3 separate regions of the Homo sapiens genome follow, and regions 1 and 3 are each linked to region 2. The links are chromatin loops, found by intact Hi-C in ENCODE. Cell type or tissue: PC-3. All regions are shown on one strand. Each heading gives the region's core, and the rest is flanking DNA. Links, peaks and the distances in the headings are about the cores only.

Evidence for each region. Hi-C counts contacts between places; a loop is a spot of excess contacts. Peaks named below come from ENCODE experiments on the same cell type or tissue, not always from the same donor. Only the 100,000 strongest peaks of a DNase experiment are listed, where the experiment ranks them.
Region 1: it touches region 2 in a loop (5-fold over the local background); 15 of 110 quality-filtered maps call a loop at or near these places.
Region 3: a loop joins it to region 2, with 3 times the contacts of the local background. A loop is called at or near these places in 6 of 110 quality-filtered maps.

The regions. Positions count from the first base shown.
Region 1 is chr14:57,289,781-57,300,517 of GRCh38, forward strand. AP5M1 (adaptor related protein complex 5 subunit mu 1) reads left to right here. Exons shown (of 8, transcript NM_018229.4): 8 at 1-8,962. Among named protein-coding and RNA genes, the nearest start is that of AP5M1, 26 kb to the left of the region's middle. In PC-3, for the core only: CTCF peaks have their summits at 4,655 (motif pointing left) and 4,856; no DNase peak of the experiment used is centred there.
Region 2 is chr14:57,207,798-57,217,844 of GRCh38, forward strand. It overlaps EXOC5 (exocyst complex component 5), which reads right to left. Exons shown (of 18, transcript NM_006544.4): 16 at 2,156-2,264; 17 at 1,770-1,985; 18 at 1-1,000. The coding sequence ends at 812. Among named protein-coding and RNA genes, the nearest start is that of EXOC5, 56 kb to the right of the region's middle. In PC-3, for the core only: no CTCF peak of the experiment used is centred there; a DNase peak (open chromatin) is centred at 1,994.
Region 3 is chr14:57,373,519-57,384,255 of GRCh38, forward strand. No RefSeq gene overlaps it. Among named protein-coding and RNA genes, the nearest start is that of NAA30, 12 kb to the right of the region's middle. RefSeq lists an enhancer at 9,456-10,290. In PC-3, for the core only: CTCF peaks have their summits at 5,337 (motif pointing left) and 5,538; a DNase peak (open chromatin) is centred at 7,443; H3K27ac peaks cover 467 bases.

The DNA of each region.
Region 1 (10,737 bases), core at 2,328-7,327, 84 kb after region 2:
AGAGAGTATCATTTAAGCTTATTTTAGTCACATGTAGTATATATCTCCTTAAAGCTGTCACTCTCACTTTCTTACCATTCTCTTGATTTCTTCAGAAACCATCTAGTCATCATCTTTATACTCTACCTGCTTCTGCAATTATATATCATATTATGTTTTCAGAGCAGTTCATTGTCAAGTTGGACTTTAAGTGACCATTCAAGAAAAGATGAAATCTCACGAACCTCAAAACTTCATTCATGTCTTTTTACAAATGAGAAAAAAAAATGCATTAAAGATTAATACTCAATTTGATTATATCTTGGGTTCTGTTTTTTAATGAGTGTTCTAAGGAAAAGCTTAGAAAAGCTGCTAACTCCTCAGAAGAAAGCATGATAGTTTAAAGGTATAGGGCATATAAATTTAGGATTTGAAATATGATTTTTTAATTAAGGTCAGTCCTACTCATAAACTCATTTTCTGCAAAGCATTATCATGGCATAAGGTTCTATGTTCAAAATTATCCCAAGTAACAAAGAAAAAAAGAATAACTGCCTGACCAGGATTTTAACTTGTTATTCTAGCTTAATCATAGATAATCAGCAGTGAAAACTTTCCTTTTGAAAGAAGAAAATATCATTCCCTATAAGTTATTTGATCTCTCTTAAACTCAAAGCTTAACATTTCACTTATGTTGATAAGTTAATGGTAATGGAGCCATTTGGAATCTTGATTGTATAAATGTTTACCAAATACACTAAGGTAAGCAAGAGGCATTTATCTAGTGAGTAGGCAAAGATTTAATATAATAATCCCCTAGGCAAAAGTTTATAAGCAGTTAGAAAAATCAGTGAATCTTCTATTTGACATTTCTAGAAACCGGAGGAAAATCTAGGGTGTCCTGGAAAAGTGATGAGGTGTTGGGGAACCTGATGCCATCTGTTGCCATTCCATTCTAACATAGTGCTACAGAACTGAACCAACTTAGGTTTTCATCCCATTGAGATCAGCTGGGCACACTGTGATGCTTTTGATTTTGTCTAGAAACCTGTCACTTCAGGATAATTTCTGAAGACAAAGTCTGTTTCCCGTTTGGTAGGTGACCTGTTTAATGTTTTCCCTGTGTCTGGGAACTCCTTAGTGTAATTAGCGACCTTTGAACTCCACAACTAATCCTGAGCTATTTTGTATTCCTTACTCATCTTTAAGGCTGGACCTTTCCTTTCTTCAGAGTCCGTTGCCACAATTAAAGAAGAAACAGCTGCATTTCAAAGGGATTCCGATTCCAGAAGCTTAATCGTGATTGACATGTTCTTATTCTAAGCTATAAGACACTCTAAGAGTCCTTTCTTGGGTTAAAACTTCAATCATTTTCTAAAAAATTATCTCACTATGGATTTTATTCATTTTCTTTGATAACTATTCTTTGCATTTTTTAACTTGAAAGATGCTTTGCGTTTGCAGTGAATATGAGCAACTACTTCCAGTGAAAGATTTGGATAGTGTCAGACCTTCTCTAGATGCAAAATTGCTAAATTCCCTTTTAGTGCCAAAATATGATTATGAAATCTGATGTCTATCACATAGGTAATTATTCTTCAATAAACTCGAAAGGTTAAAAAAAAAAGTGTTAATTTTTTAGAATGAACTCCAGAAAAGATCGTTCATGATTTTGTAAACGCTTCTTTTCTCCATTTTTTACTAAACAATATTTTAAAAACTTTTTAGAGCCAGCAATATAGTACTTAGGCAATACCCTTACGGTGGTGGCAATTTTTTTTTAACTTTTTAAGTAATTGATTCAAATGTCAAGTTTGAAGCAGTCTTGTCAGGAATTCTGATGACAATTATTTGTTTAAAAAATTTTTTTTATTAAACATTAGTCTGTCCCATAAAATCGTTTTCATTTTTTTCACACCAATTCAGTATTTCTACTAGGTTAAAATTATGGTGTTTTTATACATTGTATGATTTAAGATCTTTCAAGGCAGACATTTATACTTGGTAACAATTGCCAATTTTTTTTTCTGGTTTTTGTTGTAGTATTTCAAAATACTTCGTAGACATTGATAGACTCCTACACTACCCCTGGGAGCTAGGTAGGTGGAATTATCATCCAGGCCTTCTGTAGGGACTGCTGCCACAACAGAGTGGTTGTTCCTAAGACAAAGGTCAAAAAAAGGGGTGTTAATAAACAGTCCTCAGGTTTAAGGGACTTTTTTAGGATTACATCTTAAATTCCAACAAATCAGATTTAGGAGTTACTGAAAGTGAAATTGATCCATCCCTCATCCAAACTTTGCAATACTTTCCTGTTCTGACATCATTTAGATAGTTAGCTGTATTATCAGATTAGAAACCATTGTACCAGGCTGCTGAAAGGAAAAGGAGGCAAAAAGCTAAACATGGGATGAATTCTGAACCTTTTAACCTGGCTGAAGTACGTTGGTCCCTGTTATGCAAATACCTTCAATCCTCTGCTAAGTTCAGTGGAAATAATTTTCTTGAATGACAGGTTTATTCAGCAAGGATTCAGTTGGTGATTAATCCCCCTTTGATCTAGGGTATTTCACTTAACTACCAGTTACCTCGTTCTGACAAAGTGCAACTGAGATTAGGGAGATCACTAGAACACTACCAGGGTGTGCGTTTATTCTCTATAACCTTTTAAAGCAAGGGCCAAGAATGCAATTTATTTTCAGTATTTGAAGATGTAAAGTCCTGTCTGCTAAGTTAGAAAGTCAATTGAATACCAAATGAAGTTTATTTCTTACGTAATAGAACAAACATTTCTTTTTGCTTCGCCTAACAATGATATTAGGAAACATAGGCTTTGAAGAAAGAAGAAACAAAGACTACATTCTAAGTATTGCTTCTAGTTTTGTTTCATGCACTAGGGTATACTTAACTGGCCTTGACATAACCAAAAATCAAAGCAGTGGCTACAACTTAGACTGAGAAAATGCTTCTGTTTTATTAAGCTGCATGGTTTCTTCTCACCTTTCCCCCTACCACCACCACCACCATTAGAAAATGTCATACTGTGTGGTAAAGAAATCCAGTTGAGGAAAATGTGTTGCAGTACACAGTTATCCACCTTAAGACTAATGATTTCGAAGCTTTGTTAACTATTTCTTTTCTTGAGGCAAAGGAGCTTCTTGTGTTTCCATTATAAGAATAATTGCATTCATTTTCAGAATGCTTTTTTAAAAAAAAAAAGTGACAGCATTACCAAAATAGCCGAGTAATTAAATTTTTTCTGCCTGCCTTTTTCTCAGTTATCTGAGTACCTCTTCTTCCATAATTTTAAATTTTGAAATATTATATGGAATTTTGCACAGTATTTTGAGAAAGAAAAGGTAATGTTTCATGGTAGGTTTCTCAATTTGCTGTTTAAAACTGTTTCAATAGCAATGTCAGTCTTTATCTTGTAAGATGTCAAATCGGGATTTATTCCTCCAGTATATTTTAAGACCTTTAAAAAAAAAGTATAGTGATTTGTTACAAAATATGTTTTTAAAGATTAGATTTTGATTAATGATTTAGTTATATACAGCATTTTAATGCTTAGTAATTACTGTTCTAGTAGCATTTTGCAATACAAGGGATGTATTTAGATTATTATACTTTTTTTGGCTCAGACTTTTTGTGATCTAATTTATAAATTGAAACAATGACTCAAAGAAGTGCATACCTAACTTACGTTTGTGCCAAGCCAGCCTCCTCTAGTTTCAATTTAATAACTAGTTTCAAAATATATTTTGATAGCAAGTTCCTAAACCACAGCAGAATTGCGGATCAGGAAAAATACAAGATAACGGCATTCTATAAAGATAGAGGGCAGGTTCCCATGGCTATGTTGCTAAGAAACTAGTGTTTTTAATCATTACACTCCGTGCAGTCATATTTAATCAATAAAACAGGATATATTTTGAAATTCACCATCACAGAATATATATATATATACACACAACATATATATACAAGTATATGAATTTACGTAAATGTGTACAACACTAGTGTGTCTGACTTGGTGGGTTTCCCTGTGAAACATGTCAGTATCATGTAAGATGAAGAATATTTTAAGGGCAAATATTCAAATATCTTTCCTCCAAACACAGTATTAGTTAATAGTAATGAAATGATTCATTAAACTGAAAATTGCAAAGGAACTCATGAGTTCCTTTGTGATTGAAACAAAGTGATTAAAACTCTTATGACCTGAAGGCTTTCCAACTAGCCTCCAACTGTCCGCACCAGCTGTTTCATGGATATAACATTAGTGTTTGTGTATAGCCTGGAACAATACAAGGCTGTATCTGTATCACTAGCTTCTTGCCTTATAAGCAGGATACTGCAAGGTCTGGTTGATTTCTCTAATGCCCTAGCTAATCTGCCTAATTGACATCAGTGTCATGTTAATGTATGATGCACAAGCATTTACAGATGGACAAATGCTCCACACTAAAAACCACCTGCTGAATTTTTTTTCCAGTAGGATGTGAAATTTTGCACTTCTAATCTGTTGAACATTTAAAGTCAAAACTACATGTTTCCTTTAAATGGCCTCTTTAAATGATATTTTATGTTTATAAATTTTGTTATGAAAAATTTAAAAATTAGTTATTCCTCTTAAATTTTTACTTTTTCCTTCAAAGGACTTGGGTGCCCTCTGCAGGTTATAAAGAGATAATTAGTGACTATATCTATTTTAAAACCCTGTGATTTTTCTCTTTCATACACATAGCCTGCTTACACCCAATTTCAAAGAAAGTGTGAGCTAATTTATTTATATTAACTCTTATTAATTTGCCAGTGGTTGAAGTTGGAGTTTCTTTTCTCCACTGGTTTTATAGGTGTGTTTAGTGTGAAGAATGTGATACCATTGAACTTCCAGACTACTTAGCTGGGGCTCTTTAAATGTTGGAACTATAGTAACACACATTCCCTCACAGAAAGGAGATTGGGAAAATAGCTATTTTGAAAGTTATTGCAGATGTAGGGAATAGCTTGTTTCCCATTATGTTTCTAGAATATTACACATTTGGAGTAAGCCTTGCTTTTTCAACATGCATCATGTAAAATTACATGAAAGAAAATAATTTGAAAATTACACAAGATTTCTCTTTCTTGATCTTGTTGATGATGATTGTGTTCTAGCTCAAAAAACAGACCTTCTTAGAATTTCTTATTTTTTAAAAAAGTGAGTACTCAACAGATAATACTTTGGTACTGCCCGTTGCAGACATGGGCCTACTAAACTAGAAAGAGCATTTGAAGAGCAAAAGGCAAAGGTTCCATCACCATCCTGTGGAAATACGTGAGTTGTTCATTTCAGTACACCCATAGTTTCTCAACAGGTGTAGCAGATTTGTTTCTAAAGGACATAGGAGTGCATTTTTTATATGAAACCAGAACTGGAGTGGTAATGGCACTTCTGATTCAATTAACTTACTTGGTGAAGCTGCCAGGGAAACTAAATATGATGAGAAGAAGAGGAATGACTGGATCAAATTAATAGAAATAGATCTTTTTGCAAGCAACATAATGATTCTGATCATCAACCTTGAAAAGTAAATTAGAACAAGCAAATTGCTGTTGAAAAATTCTTTCAGCACTCTGCTGTTGCTACTCAGCTAGTCATAGCTCAGCCAGAGGGAAGGAAAAAATGCACTCGGTTTTGCATTAACAAAGGAAACATTATTAAAGTGAATGTTTACATTGTGTTTATTGAAGTGTTGAAAGAATATTTGTTGCATCTTCAAGCAACCTGCTGCTCTCCAGACTGTTACAGTGCATGAGTGATAATAAAAATGAGTCAGTCACTTGTACATTTTAGAAAATAAATAACTTTTAACATAGTATTTCTCAACTATGTTACTTCAAAATGTTTAAGTGCCAAACTTAATGTTACCTTCTCTGCTAAAGATTTTTGTCTCTAGGAAATATATTCCATTAAAAAAAAAAAGAAAGAAACTCATTTATTTATTTATTTGGGTATACCTTCCAGTTACTTCCAGATGCTTTATGTAACTTTCCTCCCAGAAGCTGCAATACATAAGAAATAATAAGCTGAAAATAATCAAAAAATGAAAACAATTGTGAAATTACTGAAATGAGTATGTAATTGAGTATGTAATATATGCATTGGAGAAATACCGGTTGATTATTGTGATAACTTTTGAGAGCTACAGTTATTTTGAACTACCTCGTAAAGACTACATTGAGAATGAAAAAGCCATTGAACAATAGATGTACCAATTTGACCTTTAAAAGTTCAATCTTTATTATATGCATTGATAAATGGGAAAGTTAGTAATTAAAAATTTAGAAGGAATTTTAGCCTTTACCTTTCTAAAATGAACAATTTAAATCACTCTTACACTTTAGAAATTGAAATATAGTATTTAACAGGGATTAAAATGTTTTACTTGGTCTCTTAGTGTTACTGAATACAAGTTTAGTATTCTGTAATCCCTTATGGATTGGCTGATTTTTGAAGAACTATTTTCTTAGATTTACCAACAGGACAAGTTGTCGGCCTTTTCCCACATTTCAACCTAAAAATGGTATCTATCACAGTTATCAAAGATTACCCCTTGCTAAAGGCTCTTAAGAAACTGTTAGCCTGTTACTTTATTACTTACCATTTCTATAACATGTACATTTATAGAGCATCATATATTTATTTTAAGTCTAGAATCAGTAAAAAGTTATGTGTTTGTCAATAATCAAAAAATGTTTAATCTAAAATAAAGTAGATGCCACGCTTCTAATTCTGCTTTTGCTAAGGCAATAATCAGTAGAAGTGGTTAGTAATATTTGTAGCTTGTTAACCAACTGGAGCAAAAGGACTTTTTAATATGAATAACAGTGGTCTCGTGCCATAAGTATTTCTCTCATACATATTAAAATAGCATGTTATTTTATTTAATATTGAAGGCCTAAACACAATTGAACATAAGGTATGGCTTGGAATTTAGAACTGCTGAGCAATATGGTTGAGAGGGAGACCTTAATTTAGTCAATAAAAATTCATAATTAATGTTAAGCTTTGTGCTCATATTATATGCCACTCTGGGATTAGACAAAAGACAAAAAACAGTTCCATATTTTGAACGATATATTCTACCTCCTGCAGTGTATTAGCATTGTAGCGTAGGAGACTATTTCTGTATGTTATTAGTACAGAAACTGCCCAAAAAGGTGATGGTTGAAGTTCCCCAGCCAGTTAAAGGGCACACCGTGGGGGCAGCATATCTCCATGGGTCTATCTCTAGCAAACAGAATCCCAGAAACTTGAGCACCTGATATAGCAGAAGGAAATAAAGATTATAGTAAGTATATTCATGAGAGAGAATTTTTTTTGCCTCCAGATGTTTGGGGTTTGGATATGTAGGGTAAATATAAATGTCTAATGAAAGTAATTACTATTATATTTGATTTGATATTTAATTTATTATACTGAAATACTAAATTAAATACAAAAAAACTCCTACATACTAACTATATGTTTCTCCCACTGATTCCCCTCCTGCCTCCTTCACTGATTTTGAATGTGTGCTCAATTTGCTAGTATGAGATTTACCTCTGCCTTATCAGTGAAGAAAATATGATGTCTATATAGAATTATAAGGAAAATATATATGTGAAGAAATGTTAGGTAATCTAACATTTGTATGCTAATGTGTCTTAGATTTACCAACTATCCTAATGTGTAGTCAATTGATAAACTAAATTTTTCTTTAGGATAGTTCACATCCAGTAGAACTTCTACCTTGGAAAACATTCTTAGCCTTGTTTATTTTGAATGTATGTGTGTGTGTGTGCATGTGTGGAAAACAAGAAAAATACAAGCTCTAGAGTAGTGGCCTCACATTGATTTATATTAGTGTGCCAGTCTTTCCCCTACCTCCCTAATATTTCAAACTTCTTGTGGACAATGACATTCATTTTCATACCTTTATATTTCCAGTGCCACCAGAAACACAAAAGCAGCTTAGTGTTGATTTAATGAAGTAGCAAAATGTTAAATACATAACAAAACAGATTGTCCTGTCACCTAAAACAAATTAGTGATGTTTGAGTAATTAGGGTTTTGCATGTGTATATAGAAAGGCTATTTTGCAAACAGTGGTTCAGTCTGTATTGGGCACAGGTGAATTCTGCCCTGCGATTGCCATCTTTAGCACTTTTCAGAGAATTTGTTGCCATTTATGACACTGATCTTCAGACACACTGTGTAGTGCCTTGGCTTAAACTGTCAGACTGGCAACAGCTGAGGCTGCCCATCATAGGACACGTTCCTTGCAGTTATGCTTCAGTGAACTTTAAAACATTTGGCACTCGTATCTTAGAAATGTCCTTCCGAAACTCACTCTACAACAGCTTTGTGGGCTCCCTACTATTTACTAGAGTCAATCCTGATTTTGTTTGGCATAATGAGACCTGATATGCTATGACTCTCCCTATCCTATAAAGCCACAGCTTTCAGCGGTCCCCGTATACTAATGAAATGGAGTCGCCAGTATCCAAAAGTTCCAAGTGATTATTTAGAACATTTCCATTAACCATAAAGGCAAAGTGGTATAGAGAAAATAATACAGTCTTTGAAGTCACACAGGCCTGATTTCAAATCCCAGCTCTGTCATTTACAAACTGGGTGGTCCTGGATAAATTACTTAACCTCTGTGGTCTTCAGTTTCCTCCCAACTTTGTAGGGTTATTGTGAGCATTGAATGATACCAAGTTATAAGTGCATAGGTATTCAATCAGTGTTCATTCCCTTCTGTATCAAAGACTTATAATGGCCTTTTCATGGAATTGTCTCTACCTATAATTATGTGACTGTGCCTTCAGATTATCAAAATTATATGAATTGTCCATGTGCCCTTGGTTTTGAATGTTCAATTCTGTATTGCAGGAATGCCTACTCAGTTGCTTGAATGGGTGTTTGGAGTTAATAAAATGGCTGTACAATTGAGTGGGTGTAAGTGTTTTATAAAGTTTGCTAAAGTTTAACAATTCGTCATTATTCATGGAAAGAAGTTTTCTCAAAATTCACAAATTATAAGAAAACAGTTATATTCTACCCAAAGTGGGATTGAGTGAAAATAAAATTCTTCCACAGGAACATTGAACAAATGTGGTAATAATGCACAAACTATTAATAGAGCTCAATTAACTTCTGGAGGTCTTTTACATTGTCCAACATATGGTCCGTACCATTCATAACAAATTGCTGTTTGTGGAAGTCATTTCTTTTTAAGATGAACCATGATCAAACCGGAGTTGGATGTCTGGTAAAGAGATGAATATGTTCAGAATATTCTAACACACATTGCATAAAATACTGTACTGGGGCCTGTTTGGTGGTGGGGGGGTGTGGGAATGTACAATTAGAGTAAGTACCTGCTTTCCTAAAATTTACAATCTAAAAGATGTAGAAATGCTTTGAGTACCAGCTGTTATCTCTTGGGGTTTCTTGACTTTTTTTTCATAAAAAAATAGAAAAATATTGACAACATAAAATGTTTTAATATCAGATTGTTTGATTTATTCATGTGGTGAAACATTTGAGTTGTCAAATTTTGCTTCCTGAAAATCTGAAGTTTCAGAACAAGGGCACTTAAATCTCAGTAATGCTAAAAGGAGTGGGAGATAATTTGTTCTCATCTCACAGAAAAGACACATTTTGTTTTGTTTTATTCTACCAGCATTTTGCCCAAATTTGCTCCATTGGATAAGGTATCCTAGGCTGCAGCTACACATTTCTGATGGCAGTGGGTATATTCCTTCATCTTCCCTGGGTTGCGTCTCTGCCACAATGCCAAGTTTCTCTCATGTTTGAAAAGAGAAAAATAAATGACATCGAAGCCTGGATTTGATCCTCAGAAACTCCCGGAGACCACTCCCCTACACTCAAGGAGCTTCCTGACTTCCCAGTCCTGCATAGGAGGGCCCCCACCCTCCAGGGAGGCACAGTTGGTAGTGCCAGAGAGCTTCTTAGGAACTACACATATTCCCATCTTTTAATAGTTACTTCTCTTTGTGTCTTCTATTTCTGGCAAACACATTTGTTTTACATTTTTAATAGTGATTTAAAGTTCTCTTTAAATAAATTTAAAAGGAATTCATATAAAGAAAATGAGTAAATCATTTGGGTAGAGTATAGCTAACATAAAGGTTAAAACTCAAATGAGTGCACAGTAATCTTGGGCCTTTGTGAAAACCAAAGATTGATGCTTAGGGAATCCAAAAGAAAGATAACTTTTTATTATCCTACGTAAGATAGTTTCTCAATAAAGCCTTTGGCAGGCTTAGTAAGCAATGTAGTCAGTGGAGAATATACTCTGGCTGTAGCATTAGGCAGGCCACAGTTCAAATGCCATCTCTGTTTAAGAAGGTCTCCTGGGGCCCAGGGACCTCATTTATAAAATAGGAACCTTACATCTTAAGACTGGTGTATGAATTAAATGATGTAGCACATACAAAGTGAATGCGACATAGGTGATGCCTGTTCATTCCCTTTGACTCCCCTCGAATATCAATGTCAGCTGTTTCTATTAATGACTTATGAACTGAAAATAGGTCATAATTATTTACATTCCAATTATTGTTTGTAATGTATTCTAGTATAATAGGGAAAAGCCAAGTATTAAATCCTCATGTTTACTGCAACACATAGAAATCAAAAGTTTATGTCAATGGCAGAGTCAGGTTTAGATTTTCATCTAGTTAAGCTAACCAGTGCCACCT
Region 2 (10,047 bases), core at 1-5,000:
AATAATGAATAAATATGGTCCTTTAGTTAAGGTCCTCCACCTTAAGTGAAATACAAAATAAGGTAGTTTTATTAATTTCTTACTAGAATTGGCTTAAAATCTATTTACCAAATAAGAAATAGTAAACTTTTAAGTTTTACCCAGAAAGCAGAAGTATTCCGATCCACTCCTAATGTCTACATAAAATAGTTCATCATTTTAGTTCAGTTTATGACATTTTTTGGACTAGTATTAATGCTGTACCTCAGAAAAAAATCCAATCAACCAACTGCAGAAAGTATGCTTAATTGTTAACCTTTTGAAAGAGGCAAAAAAATTATTTACGAAAACCTAAAATAATCTGATTAACAATTGATGCTGAAAAGGTCATTAAAAACTGAGGAATAACAAATGTAGTTTTCCTGTATTTCACCTATTATTAATGGAAAACAGAATGGCAAAATTTCTAAATGGAATATGTTAAAAGTACAAGAACCGAAAACACTGGTAACATTTCCTTTGCCTTCTGACAGCAACATTTTCTAGGATAAAAACAGTGACATGTAGTTTTAGAGAATCTGAAATTTCTACATTCAAGAATGGAATTAAAATTCAATGTGAGGGGAAAAAAGCAAAATATAGCTAGTGGTATCCAAACTTTAAATAAAACCTCAAAGGTAAGTATGGCTGCTGTTTTGTTCCAGTCATTGTTTCACAAAATGTTGGCTGTGTCATAAGGTATCTCCTGTGCTTTCTATCAACCGAGGGCTGCTGAAGTATAAGACATTCCTCTGTAAAGGAACTGACACTGAATTCCTTTGTAAATTCAATCTCAGCTGAAGTGTCGAGCAAGGCGGGCAGATCTATAATCAGCACGAAGTTGTACGAAGGAGTGAAGTATATTCTTGTCCAGATTAGCAAGTTGTTCTCCTGAGCAGACTTGCTTTAAATTATCTGGGGCAACTACCAGAAGATTGCAAAGAGCATGCAGAGTATCAAAAAGATGTAATACCATTGGAATCTGAATTGAGAGAAGAAAAAAAGTAACATTGAAACAAAACAATTTCCAGTTTTACAATTAGCTTGTAACTTTTTACATACTGTCAGGTGGGACTTACTAGTGTGGGTGAAGTTCAACATATTAGAATTTTTTAAAGATCACAATGCATTAAAACTTAAAGATTTCAGTAGTTAAATAAACTTGCTATAATATTTCAAAAAGATTCATGTGTCAATTCTCTTCAATAGTAACAATCATATATACTTCAGAGGACTAAAACTAGTTATTAACATACAGCATTTTTCATAATTTAAATGTTACAGAAATATTCAGGGGGACATAAATGAAGACAACATTTTTTTCCTAATGTGTGACATATATAACATTAGTCATGGATGTCAATAAGTCAAAGACTGTGGAACTGAAAATACACCATAAAGCAAAAATGGGTTTAATATTAAATATATGGGCCAGATGTGGTGGCTCATTCCTGTAAACCCAGCACTTTGGGAAGCTGAGGCAGCAGATCACTTGAGCCCAGGAGTAAGAGACCAGCCTGGGCAACATCATGAAACTCTTTGGAAAAAAAATAAATAAAAATTTAAAATTTAAAATAAAAAAAAATAATAATTGGAACAACACTGTTTCAGGTAGAATGTGATAATCTATCTCATACAATATCAACAAAAGTTATAAACCTTTCACTAATTATAAGTAAATAGTGATTTTTAATAATCTGACTTATGCTCCTGGGCCTATTTGCAAGTTTGATGTTTTTGTGTACACATACCTTGAAGTCTTTGGCACACTTCCTATATTCGGCTACATCACAAATGGCCAACATGCCACCCATACAACTGTAGGAATATTGTTGAAGATGCTCATAGATAAGTCGATGAAAACGTACTCCAAGTTCCATCAAAACTGTATCCACATTCTTCCCATCCATGGAATTTTTAATCTTCTCCACTTGTTTTCTTACGTAAGCACAGACTTTTACACAGGCCTATAAAAGTTTTTCTACACTCATTACACAGGAATGTATACCAGCTTAGCTAAAGAGGAAATACAGTTTCTCATTAATCTTTAAGTATAAAAGAAAAAAATCTAGGGCACAGTAGGATACACCAATGAAAATGTTAACAAAGTATTAACAAACTGAATGATTTTACTCACATTAGTATATTGAATCAAAACATTGTTTTCATCTTCTGGCTTAAAATCTGTTTTCTTCTGTTCTGCAGCCAAAATATGCTTCATCTGTCCAATCATACAATTTAATGTCCTAGAGAATTGAGAATACAACATTCTTTAACCCATCTAACTTACTCTATGTTTATGTTTAATTATATTATTTATGCTAAATTAAATCAGTTATTTAATTTCCTATCACCATGAAACTCTTTTACTATTGGTAAACTTTAGATATTAGAAAAAGTCAGCTCTAGGTCTTAATATGAAAGAGCTCTTGGTTTTATTATCTGTCTGCTCAAAACAGAGGGCAAAAATTCTTTGTGCAATACTTCAAGATTCAAAGATCTCAGAAGTCTGTCATTAATTTAATTCCTTAACAACTAAGGATTTTCAAAGGCAAAACCATATACAAGTTGAGTATCCCTTTCTCAAAATTCTTGGGACCAGAAGTGTTTTGGATTTTGAAATTTTTCAGATTTTGGAATATTTGTACATACATAATAAGATATCTTGGGGACGGGACCCATTCTAAACACAAAATTCATCTATGTTTCATATATATCTTATACATGTAGACTGACGGTAATTTTATAAAATATTTTAATAGTTTTGTACATGAAACGTTTATGTTCATTGAGCCATCAGAAAGCAAAGATGTCACTATCTCAGACACCCATGTGGACAATCCGTGGCTGTCTGGCATTACCATCACTCCTGACTCTGAATTTATATGCTACCAATAAGCAATCATTTTCTTATACTCACTCACACATAAGTACTTAACAGTAAAAAAGATGACATGTCATTCATACAGAGAAAAAATAAGATATTTAAGGTAACCAAACAGCACAGTAACATAACCACAATACCTGTTTGCCTGTTAAACAACAACAATGTAGCAGGTTTTCAGTCTCCACCTACCATGCTGTGCTTTCATGAAAAGGTTACTCTATCCTATATTTTATTTTTTTAGGTGACAAGAAACAACAGAAGCAATTGAGAGACCAGAAAGCAGGACCTCTTTGGATGAGGAGATATTCTGCTGGATGGCTTCTTAAAAGTTTCCTCTGGAATTATCTGCCTCATTAATAATGGTTTTTGTCTTAGAAGTCTCTGTTTGATTTTGTAAACTGATATGACTTATTGTTCTGTTATGAATGTACACTGCTGTACCTTTAATAAGTCCATTGCACATTTTCACCATGTAATCTATAGGCATTTTTTCTGCAGTGTTAGCAACGTCACCTTGTCACTATTATCACAATCACCTTGATTTGGAACCATTTTGGCTATTTCACTACCAGTCCATGAATGAGCAACTGGAGTCTCACTGATGTTAAAAAATTCTTTTGATATTCACTTCATCCAACTTACTGATGGACTCTAAATGTATTATTTTTTGTATATGTAAGAAGTCAGACGTCACTTTTTTCTCACTTGAAATATGGAAATCTTCAAAGTCACCACCTTGTTCATCCTCTTCACTGAACATAGTTGAAGGCCAGAGGTTGTGCCAGGCATGCATAACTGTCTTTAGTTACTGTGTTCCAAGCACTGGCAACAGCATATACAGCATCTTTCATGCTCAGCTCATTTTGAAAACCTTCCATACTCCTGCCTCTGTTCACCGTTGCTAGTATGCTGTTCAAGAAAGTGTTCTAAGAGGCCGAGGTGGGAGGATCACTTGAGGGCAGGAGTTCGAGACCAGACTGGCCAACATGGTGAAACCCCGTCTCTACTAAAAATACAAAAATTAGCCAGCCATGGTGGTGGGTGCCAGTAGTCCCAGCTACTCAGGAGGCTGAGGCAGAAGAATTGCTTGACCCGGGAAGATGAAGTTGCAGTGAGCTGAGATGGCATCACTGCACTCCAGCCTGGGGCAAGACTCTGTCTCCAAAAAAAAAGTGTTCTGAGACAGGGTCTCACTCCATCACCAGGCTGGAATGCAGTGTGATGATTGCTCACTGCAGCCTGGACCTACCAGGCTCAAGTGATCCACCTACCTCAGCCTCCTGAGTAGCTGGGACTACAGGCACATGCCAGAACACCTGTCTAATTCTTAAATTTTTTGTGTGTAGAGACAGGGTCTCACTATGTTGCCTCAGGCTGGTCCCAAACTCCCGGGCTCAAGTGATCCTCCTGCCTCAGCCTCCCAAAGTGTTGGGATTATAGGCCTGAGCCACCATGCCCACCCAAGAAAGTGTTTCTATATTTACTCTTCATTGATCTAAAGAAACCTTGGTCAGAAGACTGAATAAAGTCACATTGGGAAAGAGTATGACACGAACAGTTGTCAAGGAATAACAAAATCTTGTAGTTGTTATCCAGTCCAGCTTCCCTGCAGTATGTGTAAGCCACTAGTACAAAATGTTTGTAAAACCAATCAGAAAAGACATCCCTGGTTATCCATGCCTTTTTGTTAGCATAACGGTGGACCCAACAAGAAATTCCCTCCTTTGAAACAATGAAGATGCAAGCTTTAGCCTATTACAGCAAGCTTACACTTATACATGCCTGCTGCATTAGCACACTCTAGCACAGTTACTCTGTCCTTGGCATCCTCAATTTCTGTAGGAGCCATCTTATCACCTGTATTGTCAGTGTCTTCTTGGGGCAGTAATGCCAACATAGTGGTGTTTCATCAACATTATAGACTTATTCTCACACCAGATTTTCATCAGCAACAACCCTGGCAAACTCATTAAGGAATTTCTCTGCTGCTTCATGACCAGCAGATGCTTTATCACAACAAACCTTTAAAAACATAACGCTGTGTCTGTTCTTAACTTTTGGCAAACGGCCCATTGAACAGCCACGATTCCCTTCCATTTTCAATTCATCATGATAGATCTTTGCTTGTTTCATGATCACCATACCATTAAGTAGCAATGTATTCATTGCAATGCTGATAGATCCACTCTTTCGATACATAATCAAGACCTTCACTTTTAACTTTATGCAGTGTTTTTATATTTTTCATTAACTTCTGTTCATCACTTTCAGCACAGAGTTTCTCCTTCTGTTTCTTCAGGTAATATATGGTGGTCATTCCAATACCATACTCTTCTGTAAGACATTTCACACTTACACCGCCATCCTGTTTGTCCAGCAGCTTTGATAAACGTAAGTGCTGCTAGGCATGGTGACTCACACCTGTAATCCCAGCACTTTGTGAGGCTGAAGTGGAGGATCACTTGAGCCCAGGAATTCAAGAACAGCCTGGGCAACATAATGAGACCCTATCTCTACATATAAAAAAAAAATGGCTGGGTATGGTGGTGTGCAGCTGTGGTCCTAGCTACTCAAGAAGCTGAGGTGGGAGGACTGTGTGAACCCAGGAGTTCAAAGTTGCAGTGAACTATGATTGCGCCACTGCACACCAGCCTGGGTGACAGAGCAAGATCATATCTCTAAACAAATTTTTTTTTATTTTTATATATTTATTTATTTTTTTGAGACACAGTTCTGCTCCTGTTACCCAGTCTGGAGTGCAGTGGCGTGATCTTGGCTCACTGCAACCTCTGACTGCCAGGTTCAAGCAACTCCCCTGCCTCAGCCTCCCGAGTAGCTGGGATTACAGGCTCCTGCCACCATGCCCGACCAATTTTTGTATTTTTAGTAGAGATGGGGTTTCACCATGTTGGCCAGGGTGGTCTCAGTTCGAGACTGAGCCACTGTGCCTGGCCACAAAAAAAATTTTTTTTTAAAGATAAACAGGCTGAGTGCAGTAGTTCACGCCTGTAATCCCAGCACTTTGGGAGGCTGAGGTGGGTGGATCACTTGAGGCCAGGAGTTTGAGACCAGCCTGGCCAACATGGCAAAACCCTGTCTCCACTAAACATACAAAAAATTAGCTGGGCATGGTGGTGCGCACCTGTAGTCCCAGCTACTCGGGAGGCTGAGGCAGGAGAATCACTTGAACCCAGGAGGCATGGGTTGAAGAGAGCCAAGATCACACCAATGCACTCCAGCCTGGGAGACAGTGAGACTCCACCTCAAAAAACAAAAACAAACAAAAAGATAAACATAAAGTTTCCTCTTGTTCTTATCACTGTTAACCTCAGGGGTATCTGTAGGCCTTTTTGAGATTCCACAACATCTTTATACCACAGAGCACAGAATAAGGAGAAAAAAAAGCACACACACAGGTCTTGGCTGCACGTGGGGCATTGTGAGCCACCTACCATTGGCATGTCCAGCCTACACACATGCCATTTTATTATTCTTTGTAGGCATGCTTGTTGTAGGGGGGGATTTGGACATGCACAGAAAATATTTATCACAGCTGAAGAGGGTTGGGTGGGTCTTTTTTCCCTTGTGGATACTCAAATAAACCGTGTGCTGTGCATCTGTATTTTGACTGTGCCCTGTCACATGAGGTCAGGTGTAAAATTTTCCACTTGTAGGGTAATGTCAGCACTCAAAAAATTTCAAGTTTCAAATTTTGAAGCATTTTTATTTCGGATTTTTGGATTGGGGTGCTGAATGTGTACAGAATGCTGCCGGTGGAGATAGGGAACTTATGAAGAATGGCCAAGGTTGGGAAAAACAGGTAGGAGCAACACTGAGTCTCACAGTACAAGGACAATCAGAAGGATGGATAAGCGGTACTAAAGATCCAACTGAGAAATGAGAGCATAGATTTGCAGTGGTACCAATAACGTACATGTTATGTGATATTCTCCAACAGTGAGGAGTCAACCAGTTATGGGAATAAAAGAGACTGCATCTATCAGAGGTTAGGGTCTGTAAGACAGTTGTGATTGAAGGAAATGTACTTTAGGGTATTTCAAGAAAGTAATTCAAAAGATGGACCAAGTGATATAAGCACAATAACTAAAGAAATAAAGCTAGGAAAAGGATAATAGATTGGCATAAGATGAAGAGATTAAGAGACAGAGGTCCTGCTGAAGTCAGAAAAATCCCAGGACCAGATGGCCTTACTAGTGAATTCTACCCAACATGAAGAGAAGAATCGGCTGGGCGCAGTGACTCATACCTGTAAGCCCAGCACTTTTGGAGGCTGAGGCGGGTGGACTGCCTGAGGTCAGGAGTTCAAGACCAGTCTGGCTAACACAGTAAAACCATGTCTCTACTAAAAATACAAAAAAATTAGCAGGGTGTGGTGGTGTGTGCCTGTAATTCCAGCTATTTGGGAGGGTGAGGCAGGGGAGCTGCTTGAACCAGGGAGGTGGAGGTTGCAGTGAGCCAAGATCGTGCCACTGGACTCCAGCCTGGGCAACAGAGGGAGACTCCGTCTCAAAAAAAAAAAAGAAGAAGAAGAATTAACACCAATCGTTCTCAAACTTTTTCAAACAATGGAAGAACTGATTACACTTTCAAACTCATTTTACAAAGACAGCATTACAGTGATACCAAAGCCAGAGAAGGACAATATAGGAAAGAAAATTACAGGCCAATATCCCTGATGAATAAAGATGTAAAAAAAAAAAATAGCAAACTGAATTCAATAGCACACTGAAAGGATCATACACCATAACCAAACAGAGTTTATCCCTGAGATTCAAGGATGGTTCAGCATATGCAGATCTATAAATGTGACAGACCACATTAACAGAATGAAGGATAAAAATCACATAATTGTCTGATGATGTGAAAAAAAAAACGCTTCTGGTAAAATTCAACACTCTTTCATGACAAAGACTTACAAACAAATTAGGTTTGAAGGAATATACCTAAAGATAATAAAGATCATATATGACAAGCCCACAACTAATATCAAAGTGTGAAAAGCTCAAAGTGAAAAGCTCAAAGCTTTTCCTCTAACATCAGGAACAAGAACAAGGATGTCCACTCTCACTACTTCTATTCAACACAGTAGTGGATGTCCTAGCCAGAGCAGTTAGGCAAGAAAAAGAAATAAAAGACATCTAAATTGGAAAGAAAGAAGTAAAACTGTCTCTTTGCAGATGATATGATCTTAGATAGAGAAAACTCTAAAGACTCCATCAAAAAATAGAACTAATAAACAAATTCAGTAAAGTTGCAAGACAGAAAATCATCATACAAAAATCAGTTGTTTTTATACATTATCAGCAAACTATCCAAAAAAGAAAGAAAAAAAATCCCATTTACAATAGCATGAAAAAGAATAAAATATTTAGGAATTAACCAAGGAAGTAAAAGACTTATACACTGAAAACCATAGAACATTGCCAAAAGAAACAAGTAAATGGAAACATATCCCGTGTTTAGAGCTTGAAAGAATATTGTTAACCTGTCCATACTACTCAAAGCAATTCAATGCATTCCCAATCAAAATTCCAAAGGCATTTTTCACAGAAATAGAAAAAAAAAAAACACTAAAATTCTTATGGAACCAGAAAAAATCCTGAATAGCCACAGCAATTTTGAGAAAGAACAAAACTGGAAGCATCGTACTTCTTGGTTAGAAAATATATCATACAGCTACAGTAATTAATGCAGTATGGTACTGGCATAAAAACAGATACACAGCCCAATGGAACAGGATACAGAGCCCAGAAATAAATCCATCCATTTATGGTCAACTGCTCTTTAACAAGGGTGCCAAGAACACACAATAGGGAAAGGATAGTCTCCTCTATAAATGGTTCTGGAAAACTGGATATCTACACACAGGAAAATGAAATGACACCCTTATCTTATACTCTACACAAAAAAACCCAACTCAAAATGGATTAAATTTAATATAAGACCCACAACTATAAAACTAGTAGAAGAAAACGTAAGAAAAAAGTTTCTTGACATTGATGTTGGCAATGACCTTTTGGATATGGCCTCAAAAGCACAGGCAACAGAAACAAAGACAAATGAGACTGCATCAAACTAAAGAGCTTCCGCACAGCAAAGAAAACCATCAACAGCCTATGAAATGGAAGGAAATATTTGTAAACCATACATCTCAGAGGTGTTTAACACTCCAAACATATAAGGAACTCAAACAACTCAATAGCAAAAAAATAAATGATCCAATGATTAAAGGCAAAGAACCTGAATAAAAATTTTTGAAAGAAGACATACAGATGGCTAACAGGTATATGAAAAGGTGCTCAACATCACTAGTCATCAGGAAAACGCAATCAGTTATCACTTCACACCCGTTAGGATGGCTCTTTTCAAAAAGGCAATAGATAACAAGCGTTGTCAAGAATGCAGGTAAAAGAGGACATTTGTACACTGTTGATGGGGATGTAAATTGGTACAGCCATTAAGGAAAAGTACAGAAATTCCTCAAAAACTTAAAAACAGAGCTACTATATGATCCAACAACCCCATTTCTGAATATCCAGGCATACCTTGTTTTATTCTGCTTTGTTTGACTGTGTTTCACAGATACTGTGGTTTGTTTTGTTTTTTTACAAGTTGCAGGCTTATGGCAACGCAAGTCTATCCGTGCCACTTTTCCAACAGCATGTGTTCACTTTGTGTTTCTGTGTCACATTTTGGTAATCCTTACAATATTTCAAACTTTTTCATTACTGCTAAATCTGTTATGGTGATCTGTGATCAGTGATCTTTGATGTTACTATTTTAATTGTTTTGGGGTACCATACCCATATAAGACAGTGAACCTAATTGACAAATGTAGTGTGTGTTCTGACTACTCCAGATAATGGCTGTTTCCCTGTCTCTCTGCCTCTCCGTGGGCCTCCCTATTCCTTGAAACACAGTAACATTGCAATTAGGACAATCAATAATCCTACAATGGCCTCTAAGTGTTCAACTGAAAAACGTCACATATTTCTCACTTTAAATCAAAAGCTAGAAATGATTAAGCTTAGTGAGGAAGGCATGTTAAATGCCAAGATAGTCCAAAGTAAAAAACTTCAGGATCCAATAAAAACAACACTCTAATAAGGATGAAGGCAATA
Region 3 (10,737 bases), core at 3,079-8,078, 170 kb after region 2:
TATTTTTGTCAAGACGAGGTCTCACTATGTTGCCCAGACTGGTCTCAAACTCCTGTCCTCAAGTGATCCTCCCACCTTGGCCTCCCAAAGTGCTGGGATTACAGGCGTGAGCTCCGCACCCACCCCTTTTTTCATAGTTTTAAATAATAAAAGTATTATAAGTAATTTTCATTATTTCAAGAATAGTGTATTTTCTTAAGATCTTTTAAAATCATAAAGCAAACTCTTTAAGAGATTTAGCTAATGCTGAAACTCATGAATTGGTTTTTTTCTTATAAATCAAAACAGGCCTCCCCCACTCCCAGCATGTAGCATAGTAAGCATGTTTTGTGGTGATTTAACTATTTCTACAGTGCCAAATAGGTGTTAGAAATAGAAAAAGGTTTGACATATGTTTCTAACAACTTGTTAAAAGGGTTTTGTTGTACTGGACAGGCCATCTTTAATCATGCAGATAGTTTGTGGAGCTCATCCTATTCCAGGCAACTTCTTGAGGTTCATCTGAGTCCATGTCATCTCTAAGGGGCACAAAACTAGATGAAAAGCTGCAGTTGCATCTGATAGTGTCCTGATATACTGAGGACAAAAGCTCAATAGAATCATATAAAGTTATTGTACGGTGAGCAGCACTATCCTCCCATACTCTCCTTTTATTCATGTTTTTACAGGCTAATACTGGATACATCAAACCCTCAATATAAATGGGATACCAGAACAACAACAGCAATAAAAAATTAATAACAATGATAATAATGATAATACTGTATTCCTTACATGCAGAAAATATTGTGGATGACAGTAAAACAACTATAAGGTAGCTGGAAGAGGTAAAAAGATTGAGTGTGGAAATAAAAAGTTAAGAAAGGAATTTTTTTAAAGGTTTTAGCTTTATAACAGAAACAATACTGATACACATTTATAATCCACAAGGCGTAAGGCATCTAGATGGCTTATAGTATTTTTCCCCAACTTTTCACTGAGTCTGTGTGTGTGTGTATTTTTTATTTTCATAAGATACACATAACATAAAATGTACCATTTTCACCATTTTTAAGTGTAGGATTCAGTGGCATTAAGTACCTATACAACGTTGTGCAACCATTACAATTATTCATTTCCCAATCTTTCCCATTATTCCAAAGAGAAACTCTGTACCCGTAAATAATAACTTTCCATTCCCTTCTCCCCTCAGCCCCTGGTAATCACTATTCTACCTTCTGTCTCTATGAATTTGATTATTCTAAGTACCTCATGTCAGTGAAATCATACAATATTTGTCCTCCTGTGTCTGGCTGATTTCACTTAGCATGACGTCTGCAAGGTTGGTTCATGTAGCATTTTTAAGTACTTCATTCCTTTTAACTCGGAATAATATTCCGTTGTACATATATACCACATTTTGTTTATCCATTTGTCTGCTGATGGACATCTGGGTTGTTTCTACCTTTTGGCTATTATAACTAATGCTGCTATACATTTTTATTTTTATTTATATATCTATTTATTTATTTCGAGAGACAGGGTTTCACTCTGTCACCCAGGCTAGAATGCAGTGGTGGGATCGTAGCTTACTGCAACCTGGAACTTCCAGGTTCAAGGTCAATCCTTTGGCCTCAGCCTCCCATGTAGCTGAGACCACAAGTGTGCACCATCACACCCAACTAATTTTTAAATTTTTTGTAAAGACCCCCTATGTTTCCCAGGGTGTCTTGAACTCCAAAGCTCAAGAGATCCTCCTGCCTTGGCCTCCCAAAGCACTGGGATTATGGCCTATAAATGTTTATAACACTGCTGGGTAGCTGTTTCCTGCTACTTCATTCTCAAGTTACAGGACTTTGATGAGCGCATACATTAACTTCCTAGTGGTTTATTGTGTTTTTGCCAGGAGTGTTTGTAGGAGGGCACTAAGGAACCCACAAATTCAGAGGCTTTGACTAATGACGTTAACGCCTAGTGAAAGACAGAACTCTCCTAGGCTGAAAGAACACTGAATTTATATATAACTTAATAGGTATTATTAGTATATTTAAAGAAAGAATGTGTCGAGATTTGGAAGTGGCTTGTATAAAAGTGTAGAAAAAGTTGAAGTGGAAGATGCAATTTGAAGTTAGAGAACCTTGATATGCAGACTGTAAATTATAAGTCACTGGAACAGACACATGCATTTTGGAGACAGACACAGAAAATGATTACAGCATGATAATGCATATTTAACTAAACAGACAAAAAGGCCAAATTATAAACTTTTTAAACAAGTCTTTCCAATAATCTGCTTGATGGTCATGCCTCATCATTTCCTCCTAGCTCCCAGAACTTTTTTGTTCAGAGTTTAACGTAATAATTAGCTGTACAATTATTTGTTTAATGTTTCGCTCAATGAGGATAGGGATAATGGTTGTCTTTTGCATAGTGCCTGCTACATATAAACATGAGTCTCTTGTAAGTTTGGTTGCTCTAATACATTCAGATCACAACCTTGAAATTACGTGCCAATACCTGGAAAGTTAAAGCTGTCAACTCTAGGTAATCCACCAAAATAAAATTGTGTTATAGTAAAGTCAATCAAGCAGCCTTTCCTGGTAGACTTTCCAGCACGTTGGGCTTCTCTCAAACTCCAGCAGAACTCAGGATTGCTCAAGATAGGAAGATACAAAGATATGAAAGAAATTTTCATTGATATTCCAAAATGATCTCTGTGGAAATGTGCACAAGCACTTCATTTACTATAATGATTCCTTCCTAGCAAGATATTTCAAGATTTTAACCATTTTATCTAAAGTGGAAACTAAAATATAGATAGAATAATGCAAAACAAAAGTACAACATAGTTGGCAGGGCTCAGTGGCTCACGCCGATAATCCCAGCATTTTGGGAGGCCGAGGCAGGTGAATCACCTGAGGTCAGGAGTTCGACACCAGCCTGGCCAACATGGTGAAAACCAATCTCTACTAAAAATACAAAAAGTTAGCCAGGCATAGAGGCACACACCTGTAATCCCAGTTACTCAGGAGGCTAAGGCACGAGAATGCTTGAACCCAGGAGGCAGAGGTTGCAGTGAGCCGAGATAGTGTCACTGCACTCCAGCCTGGGAAACAGAGTGAGACGCCGTCTCAAAAAAAGAAAAGAAAAGAAAAAAAAAGTACAACATAGTTAATAGTTTTTTTAATGACTAATTTACCTTTTCACTCAGATTTTTCAACCAACTTAGAAACGATGATAATAGGGATGAGAAATTTACCCAAAGAAAAAACAGAGAATCCAAACAAAAAACAGAATACTTTGCTTGTTCTCAGAAAGTAGCAATGGCAGCTGGAGGAATAGAACTCATATGTCCTGGATTTCCAGTTTCAGGACTTTTCTTCCTCAAAGAAAGACTGTTTTGTGAACATGAAAGTGACCTGACTGAGCTATTTTCCAGTGCCAGCCATATTCCATATAGCAGAAATAAGCTTTGCTAAGCAACTCCCTCTATTAAGGTGCTGCTTCTCTCATTTGGCCTCCCAGAAAACCCATATCCTAACTCCACTGTTCAAATAAGACCCATCAGTTCAGATGCTGTCAATAACAGTACTGGACCTTCAGAGCTCTTTAATGAAGAGTTTTATGAGAATTAAACAAAAGTACTTTAGAATGACTTTTTTTTTAATAGTGGAGGAAGAAGCAGGTATGGTTTTCTACACAGTTAACATGAGCAAAATTCTCGCAGCATTCGATAAGTTGCTGTTGGTAATCTTAAATTTCTTTTCTTGAGGGACTGTGGAAAACCTCTGGCCAAGTGTAGCTTGGAAAAGGATGGCTATAATCTGAACTTTTCTTCTTGTAGCTCTAGCTAATGCTCTTTTGCATGTCCCACATGGTTCCCACACCTATATTTCATATTCTGATATCTGGGTTCTTATTTCCTTTAGAAATTTTCTTAGGCTGTCTTGCATAACAGCAAATATTTACAAAAAGTTTACCTTGTACCAGACGCCTGCTCTAAGCATTTATATGTCTCACAACAAACCTTATGAGATGGGTACCATTATAATTGCATTATACAGATAAGGAAAATCAGGCACAGAGAGGTTAAGAAATTTTCCAAAGTCATATAGTTAGTATGTGGCAGAAATTAGGGATTCAAACTCCATGCAGTTAACTACTATTCCATATTGCTTTTCTAAGTACCAGGTACTTGATCACAGAATTCTTAAGGCTCACTTTCACCAGCATGCTCAGAAAAAAGCCTATTTCTATTACCTTCCCTTTTTATTTCCTATGCTGTTTGGCACAGAAACTCCAAATTCGTTTGAGTTGCAAGAGAGCAATGAGAGATGGTAAGAAAGACTACACAGATACTATCTCTGTTATATCGAGATATATGTGATTTTGCACATACAAAGATGCTTGCAGTTGCCTTAAACCTACTATTTTTTTGTGCCTGTAATTTTTAGGACATCCTGAGCTGACTGAAATTACAATTCTATTAAAGTGTCAGGAAATTAAAGCATGTAAAACATCATAAATATTCCCCCTAATATTATAATTACACCATGCTCTTCCTTTAGCAAGTTACTGTTTATTTTTTAAAAAAATATTCTTGGCCGGGCACGGTGGCTCAAGCCTGTAATCCCAGCACTTTGGGAGGCCAAGGCAGGTGGATCACCTGAGGTTAGGAGTTCGAGACCAGCCTGGTCAACATGGTGAAACCTCGTCTCTACTAAAAATAAAAAAATTAGCCAGGCGTGGTGGCATGTGTGCTTGTAATCCCAGCTACTTGGAAGGCTGAGACAGGAGAATCACTTGAACCTGGGAGGTGGAGGTTGCAGTGAGCTGAGATCATGCCACTGCACTCCAGCCTGGGCAACAGAGCAAGACTCTGTCTCAAAATAAACTAAAATAAAATAAAAAATTCTCTTTCATTGATATTTAATGGATTATGCATTCCTAATCAGAAAAAAAATGAAACTACTTCCATTTTGAAAAATATGTATAGTAAATCCTGGAGAAAAAAAAATTGTGTCACCTATTTCCTTGTTTTTCCACAAATTAAAATCAGGCCATATATATATATAATGGATGCCATTTCTCAATGGAGAATAGATTCACTTTCCAGGATTAAAAAACAAACAAACAAACCACACACACACAACTCAACTACATGGCAATATTCATTGTGTGAATGTCAACACTAGATTTCCTTGACACTAAATTTTCTTGCAACTATTAATATAACTATTAATAAAAAGATAATACTTACTGACAAGACCTTACATTTCTTTTGTTGAAAATATCACAGTTGATTAAAAATGTTGAAATTTTTTATCTTATGCAAACATATTTTATTGCTGTGCAAGATTGCCCTCTTGTGTTTTCTCTAGTTAAGTCATTATTTTTTATTGATTTAATATTAGCTTTTAACTTTTCCATCTAAAATTAACTCATTACTAAATGAATTTCAAAGCCTTTTATTCCAAACCACACAGATCAGAAGTTAATATTAGTGTTATGGTTTGTGGTATATAGTGTACCTTTTTAAATATATGAACTAACTTATAAAATACTACGGCCTAAGGGTAAGAAAAAGCAGAGTCAAACAGAAGTAAATACATAAAGAAAAATTTAGAATAATGTCAAGGAATTCTAAAGCCCTGATACTAACTTCCTACATTAATGATACAGCCAATTAGTCTATTAGTATAGGTCTAGCTTAATATCTTTGCGGTCTATTTCTTCCTTTGCTTATTTAATTACTATAGGTATATAAAAACACAATAACATTCTTTATTGTTTTGAAATTTTTTCCTTGTGTATTAAATTAGCATTTTTCTTTTAAATATTGCCTAACTAAAACAAGTATTCTCATATGTTGTTAGTGGAAATGTAAATTTGGTACACTCTCTTTGTAAATTAAATCAGCAGTATATATTAAGAACCTTAAAAAATAATTAGGGGCCGGGCATGGTAGCTCACGCCTGTAATCCCGCCACTTTGGGAGACCAAGGCATGTGGATCACATGAAGCCAGCAGTTCGAGACCAGCCTGGCCAACATGGCGAAACCTCGTCTCTACTAAAAATACAAAAATTAGCCGGGTGTGGTAGCACGTGCCTGTAATCCCAGCTACTCAGGAGGCAGAGTCAGGAGAATCGCTTGAACCCTGGACGCAGAGGCTGCAGTGAGCCAAGATCACACCACTGTACTCCAGCCTGGATAAGAGACAAGACCCTGTCTCAAAAAAAAAAAAACCAGGTTTGCTTCTAGGAATTTTTATTATTATTATTATTATTATTATTATTATTATTATTGAGACAAAGTCTCGCTCTGTTGCCAGGCTAGAATGCAGTGGTGTGATCTCCACTCATTGCAACCTCCACCTCCCAGGTTCAAGCAATTCTCCTGCCTCAACCTCCCAAGCAGCTGGGACTACAGGTGCACGCCACCATGCCCAGTGAATTTTTTAATTTTTAGTAGAGACGTGGTTTCACCATGTTGGCCAGGATGGTCTTGATCTCTTGATCTCATGATCCGCCCGCCTCAGCCTCCCAAAGTGCTGGGATTACAAGGCATGAGCCACCACACCCGGCACTTCTAGGAGTTATCTTAAGAGCATAATCCTAAGCATTCAAATAATTTTATGCCTAAACTGCTCATCATAGCATTATTTATAGTGCAAACATTAAATAAACATTATAGTGCTGCTTTCCCTTCTGACACTTTATTATTTGGAGGAAGAACAAAATAGAGCTAGGCGATGAATTCCTTCACCATAACCTAAGCATGGTCCTGTGTTAGATTAGATTGGAATGCAATCATACAGTGAAATCTTTTGCAATGAATAGAATTTTAAGGTAATATTTAAAATAACACAAACTTTTAAAGTGCTATGATGTTAAGTTTAGAAAAATCAGGATATAAATGTGTAGGTATATGTGTATGTGTGTGTGTGTATCGTAGTAATCTAAAAGTAATCCTCCTGAAACTACACACAAAGACTAAAATGTAATGTTTCAAAATATTACTAGTGGTTGTCCTTTGGTTGTGGTATTATGTTGGGTTTTTCTTCATTTTTCACTTGTCTACATTTTCCATGTTTTTATGTTGAACATGTATTACTATTATAATAGATGAAATTCCCATGTTCTTATATTGGCAGAATTGAGGTACTGCTCCTCTTTATACAGATCAGGAATTCTGTGGGCTGTACAAGCTCAGAAAACTTCTCTAAAGAAAACCAAAGCTTCAGGCTGGGCCTAGCCAGGGCTCACGCCTATAATCCCAGCACTTTGGGAGTCCGAGTCAGGAGGATGAGGAGTTCAAGACCAGCCTGGGCAATGTAGTGAGACCCTGTTTCTACAAAAAATTACAAAATTAGCTCAGCATGGTGGTGCACACCTGTGGTCCTAGCTACTTGAAAGGCTAAGGTGGAAGGATCACTTGAGCCTTGGAGATTGAGGCTGCAGTGAGTCATGATTGTGCCACTGCACTCTAGTCAGCGTGACTGGGTGACACAGTGAGACCATTTCGAAATAAAGAAAGAAAGAAAGAGAGAGAGAGAGAAAGAAAGAAAGGAAGGAAGGAAGGAAGGAAGGAAGGAAGGAAGGAAGGAAGGAAGGAAGGAAGGAAGGAGAAAGAAGAAAGAAAGAGAAAGAGGAAGAAGGAAAGAAAGGAAGGAAGGAGAAAAGGGAAAGGAAAGGGAAGGCAAGGAAGCTTCAGCAATTAGCTCAGATACAGCATCCAATTGAATGGCTGTAGATAAGTGGGGTGCCCCTACCCCGCTAAAAGAATGGGGAAGGTCCTTTCCTTCCTGATACTTTCCCTCTTAATACTTTTTTTTTGGACAAAGAGCAAAATAGAGTTAGGTGATGGATTCCTTCACCAAACAAGTAAAAGAGCAAACAAAGCAACCATTTATTAAGTACTTAATGCATGCTAGGTTGGTTGAAAAGGGTCAGAAGCTAAATGTGATGCGAGGCTGAACAAAAAGAAGGATGATTACAGAACTTAAGCCATCTTGTAGGACCTCAGCTTACAGCTGAAGAATTGGTTTTACTTACTGCCTGCAATTTTGCAACAATCCTTCTTTCCCTTATCTCTCATCCCCACTGCCAACAGCAATCCCTTTTCCAGACTGCAGCAAGAATGATCTTTTCAAAGAGCAAATCTTCAACAGATTCCAAGGGTACCTTGGGATAAAATTTAACCCCCTTGGGGTGGCTGACAAGGCCCTTTGTGATCTGGTTTCAGCTCTCTCATCTTACAGGCATTCTGATCTTCCCAGGCTTCATTTCTGATATTCCAGCTTGGAATGACCTCCCCTGTCTTGTTTGTCTAGCTAACTTCTGCTTACCCTACATGTCTCAGATTAAATATTGCCTTCATTGGGAAACCTTAGCTGCCCTTGCCATGTGCATCCATTGTAGTCACTACTTTCTCTATCATAGCCCTTTCTGAATGTTACTTAAATCTCTGGTTTAATTGTCCTTCTCCTCATTGTGACTAGGATCTGTGATGGCAAGTGCCAAGTCTGTCCTGTTCCTCATGGTACCTATACTGCCTAGCAGGCGAGCAGCTATTGTTCATTGAATGAATGAATAAGTGGGTGATTAAGTGAGTTAATCTGACCATATTTAACTTCTCAAAAACTTTCTTTCTTTGAAGAGGTACTCTAATTGATGCAAGTGCATACCAAACTAAAGATGATATACATTGTGGGATGGTGGTAGTCTTGGGGATACTGTGAGTACTTCATTCAGCACTGAAGTCCTAAATCCTGTTCCTTGTTCATGGATACATAGTAGTCCCCCTCTATCCACGGTTTCACTTTCCATGGTTTCAGTCAATCACAATGTGAAAATATTAAATGCAAAATTCCAGAAATAAGCAGTTCATAAATTTTAGGATGCACACTGTTCTGAGTCACATGATGATATCTTACACCATCCCACTCTGTCCCACTCAGGATGTGAATCATCCCTTTGTCCAGCATATCCGTGCTGTTTGTGCTACATGTCTGTTAGTCACTCAGTAGCCAGCTAGGTTGTCAGATTGCAAAAAGAGTATATATAGCACACTATCCATGGTTTCAGGCATCCCCTGGGGACTTTGGAACACACCCCCTGCAGATAAGGGGGGGCTACTAATTGCATATGTGTGTATAGACTTTAAGGATTTCTGAAATTAGTTTTTCAAGTCCCTGTGGGAAAAAATAAACATCGTGATACATTGATGGATTGTTTTTAATCCTGAAAAAAAAGGCCTCTTCATCTAACAATAGGGGATATTCATTAAATGTTCATAAAAAATCTTTACAGACACCAGAAAACATTTGTATAATATTAAGGTTTTTAAAAGTACACAAATTACATGTGCAGAAAAAGCTGATCTCTCCTATATAAAAAGAAATGTACATCTATTTACATAATAAAAAGATTGGAAGTACATAAAAGTGTGTATTGTAATTATTTCTGAGGGTCATCTTGTGTAAAATACTTTTCTTTTTTACACTTTTCAGTGTTTCTCTGTATGAGCATGTAATACTTTTGTTAAAATACCAAGAGTTATATAAAAAAAAAATAATAAGATGAATTCCTTGATATGTAGGCAGCAGTTTCAAAAAATGTTTTAAGACTAAAGAATAGCCTAGAGGCAGTTAACCAATTGCAGTTACTTGAAGTGAATGAGGGGAGAGGCTAACTTGGGCTGGACCATAGAATTAACTCTTGAAATAGGCCATAAGCAGTAGTTCAGACAGCTGGTCAGGGAATGTCCCTCACCTTTACCACCTATCTCAATAGATCTAGGAAGTGGCTTTTTCTTTGCTTAACAATAGGTCCAGTGATAAGCAGAACTGCCCTCCTTCAAAGCTCCCTGAAGTGCAAAAAGACTAAGGAAGATCAAAGGAACCATTAGGCACTCCCTGAATTTCAAAGGTTTCTCCTATGGGAACTCTGAGAAGCAGCTGTGTGTTTGTACATTACATAGAAACTTCCATTACTGTGCATAAATATAACATGACAAATATCTTGGTCACTTTATCCTTTCCACTTCCTTACTATGGTTGCATTTTTGGGTTGACAGTTTTGTAAACACATTAAAATGAGGAACACATCAAAATATATTAGGAATGGAGATCTACATTCCTAATAGTAAGCACTATCCTATTCTTAGCATATCATGTTTGTCCTTTCTGAGCCTAGTTTTTAAAAGTCTTTGTTTCTATATTTTCTCACTCAGAGACAAAATAATGAAATAAACATTTTGTTTCACATAACTTGTGTTTTAATGCAATATTCAGGCATTACAAAATCATTTTCCTTTCCTGGACTGGCTTCACAGAATCAGTCCCCATAATGATGGAAAATGTCCCTTCACCAAAACATGTGATGCACGATGTAGTGAGCTAAAGCCAAAATAATTCAGTCAACCGTGTGTATGTAGACTGTTGTATTGTTATTGAACGCATTGCCTCAAAGTGTTCATTTTAATAATAAAAAATGCATCTGGGGCCGGGCGCGGTGGCTCATGCCTGTAATCCCAGCACTTTGGGAGGCCAAGGCAGGTGTATTGCTTGAGCTCAGGAGTTCGAGACCAGCCTGGCCAACATGGTGAAACTTCGTCTCTATCAAAAATGTAAAAAATTAGCCAGGTGTGGTGGCGCATGCCTGTGGTCCCAGCTACGGAGCAGGCTGAGGTGGGAGAATCACCTGAGCCTGGGAGGTGGAGGTTGCAGTGAGCTGAGATTGTGCCACTGCACTCC